Linked DNA regions of Homo sapiens: region 2 is linked to region 1. The links are chromatin contacts, found by Hi-C or POLR2A ChIA-PET in ENCODE. All regions are on one chromosome and are shown on one strand. Each heading gives the region's core, a stretch centred on a gene start or an enhancer-like site at or near the end of the contact. The rest is flanking DNA. Distances are from core to core; before and after follow the strand shown. Region 1 has its middle 46 kb from the start of LINC02812. Region 2 overlaps NDC1 (NDC1 transmembrane nucleoporin).

Region 1 (2,825 bases), core at 166-2,665:
AGTAAATGTTAGGCATGGTGATTCAGAGGAGTGAAGTGGGCATTTTTCATCTCTTAACTTACCCAGCATCCAAATGTCTTTCCCTCTGTGGGGGTCCCTGTGGGAGGCAGGGCTTACCCTGCATGAAGGAGGCAGAAGGTGGGCCTGGGGGAGGCTTAGGACTTTGATCCTGAGGGAGCGAGACAAAGGTGCCGGGACCCTTCTTGGAGATGCCTTGCAGGGCTGGTGGCCGCATGGGGAAGGGTGGCTGACCAGTGTGGGGGATCAGTAGACTGTCCCTGTGCTAACTTGGCATAACCGCCCTGGCTCCTGCCCGCTGCTCTTCCAATAAATCCCGTTTCTGCTGCATCACCAGAGGCTGCCCTGTGGAATGCAACCAAGAGCTCCAAGAAGAGCCATGCTCAACACTGCTGTCCAATACCACTGCCCTCTGGAATGCCCTCAGACCAGCGAGAAGGGTCAGCTCAGAAGACAGGCCTAAATTCCCCCACAGAATGGAGAATGGCCCCAGACCCTGCAGAAAGACCCCAAGGCAGAAATCCCACACAGGGAGCTCCTTGTCCATGGACAGTCCGGCCACTGGGAAGGGCCAGAGCATCTGACAGATCTTAGGAGAGCGAGACCAGGAGAAGCCACACACAACACCTCTGAACTTGGAGATGGCAGGGGGCTGGCAGTCCAGGGGGCAGGGGAGGTGGCCTGGAACCTAAGGCATGGTCTTTTTGGTTTCTAATCCTCGATTACTGTTTTTCTGCCAACTGCTTTCCTTGCAGGGAGCAGGAGATTTTTCTTCAAGTGGGGCCAGGGTGTGTTTATCAGCTTGTTACAAATTACATGGTAAACACTGAACCCCTGGTTAAGGCAGCCACTGAGTCTCTTTGTTAGATTAATAAGATTACAACAATCTGGGCAGACTTTCAAGTGTTTATTTTCAAAACCTCACTTAGAGGGTGGTAGTCACATAGTCCCAGGCCCGCCTGCATTCCGGGTAGTTGGGTAGAGCTCCTTTCTGTTCCAAGTGCTTATTTCTCCACATGCAAGAAGAGAAAAGGTCATTAACCCCCAGCCTCTGACAGTTTATCCTCACATACCCTATTGCCCATTTTCTAGTCAATAACTTAGTGTTTCTTTTAACACCTACACACTTGTCGGCCTTGTCCCACAGAGGTGTTTTCAAAGCCTAAACTTTACAGTGAGTCATTTCCTGAACACTTCAAAAGCATTTTGGTAGATGGACTGCCCTTCTTTGTAGCTAAGTGCATTGCAGCAAAATTTACCAAAAGTCAAATTCTGTAGCATCCTGTTGACTTGTATTATTGTCATATGGATGGTACAGCTCCCTGGCAAAAACAGGCCACTGCACCCCTTGGTGGCATGAGGGGTGGGTGATGGGGTACAGTGAGGCAAAGCCCGGGGTGGCAGCTGGGGATGGCTCTGCTTACTCATCTTCAGAACTGCCCATCACATGTCTCCCCTCTGGATTCTCCAGACTGCACTGTGGTGAGGGTGCTGTGAGCGTTGTGGGAGTAGAAAGATGACTCAGAACCTCTCTGCCTTCAAAGGGATTGCAGCCTGGCTGGAGCTGCAGGGTCCTCCCACCTCCTGAGCACACAGGCACCTGGAACCTTCACCCTCAGGCCCAGTCTACCTTCCTGACCTGCCACCGCCTCCCAGGTGCATCCCGCCCCACGTCCACTCTCCTTCCCCCTAACCCACAGCCCCAGAAGCTTGGATCCTCAGTCTGATGCTGCAGTTTCCTGACTCCCAAAAGCCGTCTCACCCCTCTGGCCCATATTGACTGACCAATACAGTTCCCTCCAGCTGTCATGCCCTTCCCTCCCCATCCTTCCAGATCCAAGTACAGGGCTGTTCTTCTGGAACTCATCCCTAAGCCCTTGGTTCCCCCATATCCCACAGCTCCCAACTTTTTGCAGGGTTCCGCTCCTGGGTTGAGACTTGACTGCCTCCCTGTCTGATTCCCCCATGAGGCTATGAGCTCTTTTGAGGTATTTCAAACTCAAACTCATCTTTCTAACCTCCCTGCTGAGCTTAACATGTAGCAGCTTTTGGGAATTTAGTAAATGTTAAATGAGTGAATGGATGGATTAAAAAAAATATGAATGAATGAATATGCTGATAGAGATACAAATAATAATAAACTTTATCCAAGGGCTTTTTGTTTACAAATATTTCATGCCCATCAGTATACATGATCCTCATACCTTAGAAAGGTAGTTACCATGACCTGAATTTCACACAGAGGCTAAATTATAGTAACCATAACAACTGCAACATCTGAAGACTGATGTGAATATGCTCTGCTCATCCTAGGACAACTGTGCAAGGGAGGCAGTCATCTTCCACTGTTGGGAACTAAGTTTCAAAAACTTGTCTAAAGCCTGAGCCAGGATTGGAACCCACATCTTGGGACTCTAAAGCCTTCGTTTATTCCCTGATAGCTGTTGGCAGACGGGGATGGAACCCATCCCAGCCAGACAAAGGGGGCCCAGGTGGAATCCTGAAGGGCTGAAGTGAAGATCAAGTGAGGGGCAGATGGGCTGGCCAGTGGGATGGACATGGACAGAGGAGGGGAGGGGCCGGGCACCTGAAAGGCTGTGTGAGGTTTAGGCAGTGCGTGGGAAGTGACCCATGCCAGTGGCCAGGAGGGACCACACCATGACAGGCCTCATAGCCTCTGGGGTGAGGCACTTAATTTTGCCCACAGTGGCTCCCCTGCAGGAGGGGAATGCAACACAGGGGTCTTGGGAATGTTCTTCTGTGTCAGAGAGGAAGAAGCTGGAGGCAAGAAGACCAGTTATCGGATG
Region 2 (2,825 bases), core at 222-2,721, 350 kb after region 1:
CAGCCTGGGTGACAGAGAAAAAGAACCTGTGGAAGGATGGAAGGAAGGAAAAGAAACTCTGGAGGTGGGGCCAGTAAATCTGTTTTAATAAGCTCCTCAAGAGATTCTGATACATGCTAAAGTATGATCTAGAATAAACCCTTCTCATAATGTGATTCTGCTTAGACTTTTATTAAAAACTACATCTCTTGGGAACCAGCTGAGACCTCTTGAAGCAAAATCTGCACTATCGTGGAGCCCAGATTCTACATAGCTACTAAGCCCTCCTGGTGATTCCGATGCACAGTGGGTTTCAAATACCCCATTAGATTATAAACTCCTTGAGAGCAGGGACTGTCTTGTTCAGTTTATTTCTAATTGTTGTGCCATAAGAGACACTCAGTGAATGTTTGTGAATGATCAGCTAGTTCCACATCAACCTGCCCATCACGACAGCAACTTGTGCCAAGGCTGCTTAGGAGCATGGCAGAACTGTAGAGGTATGTGTTTATCCATCCCCTTTCTTGCCCCTCAAAACAATAAAGATTTTGCTTACTTAAAAATGGCCAGCAGCTTGGTAAGCATAGCTGGATTGTTAACTGATGAATGAAAGCCATCTTTGTTTTAAGCTATTTGGTTGTAAAGAAAGGTAACTATGGCTTGGGAGAGCTAGAAGGGGTTTGAGGTACCTCAACTACCTAGAGGTGAAGTTCAGATTAATTTAAGTAACGTTGACAGACGTAACTGTTAGCCTAGGGGAATACGATCCATTTGGAAACACTATTGCAAGAAAAGAAACTTCTGTTAAGAGATGGCTTTGAGCACCTCCACCCTTTGTTTAGTTTTGTCAGCCAAGACAACAAAGAATGAGACTTTCTGAATTCAGGCTCCTTAGAGTTACCATGAAACCCACCAAATCAGTCTAGGTTAAGGGCAAAAGCTGACTTCTCAAGAAGTTCAACTCTTTCTGGTTTTATAAGCAACAACTCTGAGACTAAATTGAAATGATTCAGGAAACATCACCACCACCACCCCCCCGCCCAGAAATTAAATAATTGACCTTATAAACACACATATTTCAATTAACTGTTCCATTTTTTTAAATTGCCAATTTATTTTTCTACCCAATCCAGTATCAACGATATACAAAAGGATATAAACAGACTATCATGAATATTTACAGGATGACACACCAAACAATTACCAAGGAACAAATCCTGCAAAGTAACAAATTGTTGCTTATCCATGTCCACTCAACTGTACAAGGTTTATTTCTAGGACAATTTCCCAGTTCTCTGGGAAGGAAGTTCTGTGGATTTATACCTTCCATAAGGGTCAAGCAAACATGCTAAGAGCTGATACCATCATGTTTTTATACTAACAGCCGAGAAAGGCTTTTAAAGAACACTCTCTTTCAGGCCAATGTTACAGCATTAGTGGGCTCATAGACAGGATGTGACTTCATCAAAGGAAATGCTTCTCTCCTCTTGGTCTCCCTAAGGTCCTCCTCCTAGTACACAGGAGGAGTTCCCCATAATAACACCCTGGTTCCAACAGATGGTGTGTAGATTATCAACACACAATGAGAAAAAGAAACTGACCCCCTTACCTACCAAATACAATACAGATCTGGGGAGGCAGTTTCCAGATCTTCAACAGGCAGACACTATGTGGCCTGTATTTAGTACACAGCACATTCTCTTAAGAGAAAACAGGAATGAACATTCTCAGAAACATTCACATTGCTCATCAAATGTAGCTTTACCCAAAGTATATAGGAAATGGCAAAAACCTAACCTAGCTGGACATTTTATACAAGTAAGTCAAAGTTCAAAGGAATCATCCTATCTTTATTCTCAGAAATCCAATGTTGAATATCACAGTTCTTCTTTAATGGAAGCAGAAGATTCAGAGTCCTTGTCTCCCAAAATGCCTCAGCCAGGGTCAGCACAGAGAGTGGAATATAAAAAGCTTAATTGTGTTAATACATGGAAGACAACAGTTCTCAGTCAACCTAGCCACAATTTTCTGTCTTGGCCATCTGTAAGAAATGACTACGTTTGAAATTCAACTTTCACATTCAAAAAAAAGAAATCAATTCAGCTTCAGACACAAAGCAAAACCAAAACAAAAAAACAAATGGCAATAGTCTACATATCTAAACACTTGACAATTGGGGAACTGTCCCACAGTGATATGCTCAAGGCCAGTAGCACCTATTTATAATTTGGCATGTACTGCTTGAAGGGGCAACAGGACCCGGAGCTAAAATATTCAATTATAAAGATATAATACATCGATGAATCAGACAAAAGTAGACATATATGATACCACATTAAAGATTCATATACAGTACTGTGCTGACTTTAAAGAAAATATTTTGGGACACTAGAAGGAAAAGACAATAGGAAAAGAATTACAAAGGAGCATTTCAGTCCAAAGCCAGTCCAGTGAATATCTATGACTAGGATTTCCAATCTTTGATCTCCAAAGAAGCTGATCTAATAAATTCTAACAATACTTCGTTCACATTTGGGACACACAACATACTTCCAAGTACAGTAATCCCTCTGACGTTTTGGTTTCACTTGCTATTTGATGACTAAGTTGTTTCTGGCTATAAAGATCTTCCTATTTTAATTAGCCATTTAACACTACAGAGGCTGCTCCCTTTGAGAGACCAGACAAGTTTCACAGAATTTGATCTAATGAAGATGAATGGTGGGGAAAAAAGGGAACATTTCCTGGGTTTTTTTGCAAACCTTTTTCTCTTGCTTGAAAAACTCTGCAATCACTTAATGTTTTGCTCCAGAAAAAGAAAGCAAAACTAGCTGGGAAAATACCCA

What was found. A loop is a pair of places that touch in the nucleus more often than their neighbours do. ChIA-PET counts read pairs that join two places held with the same protein, here RNA polymerase II (POLR2A). Pooled maps may share reads with other maps.
Region 2: a loop to region 1 is called in a pooled map, with 2.5 times the contacts of the local background. The contact joins two enhancer-like sites. A Hi-C loop is called at or near these places in 2 of 50 pooled maps. POLR2A ChIA-PET finds 5 or more read pairs at or near these places in 3 of 52 experiments (OCI-LY7, Panc1 and activated naive CD4-positive, alpha-beta T cell).

Annotation. Positions count from the first base shown.
Region 1 is chr1:53,412,241-53,415,065 of GRCh38, forward strand. No RefSeq gene overlaps it. Among named protein-coding and RNA genes, the nearest start is that of LINC02812, 46 kb to the left of the region's middle. Within about 2 kb of position 1,416, at least 8 of the 41 ENCODE cell types and tissues checked have a DNase peak (open chromatin) inside an H3K27ac peak, as active enhancers do.
Region 2 is chr1:53,764,405-53,767,229 of GRCh38, forward strand. NDC1 (NDC1 transmembrane nucleoporin) reads right to left here. Exons shown (of 18, transcript NM_018087.5): 18 at 1,074-2,825. Among named protein-coding and RNA genes, the nearest start is that of GLIS1, 27 kb to the left of the region's middle. Within about 2 kb of position 1,472, at least 3 of the 41 ENCODE cell types and tissues checked have a DNase peak (open chromatin) inside an H3K27ac peak, as active enhancers do.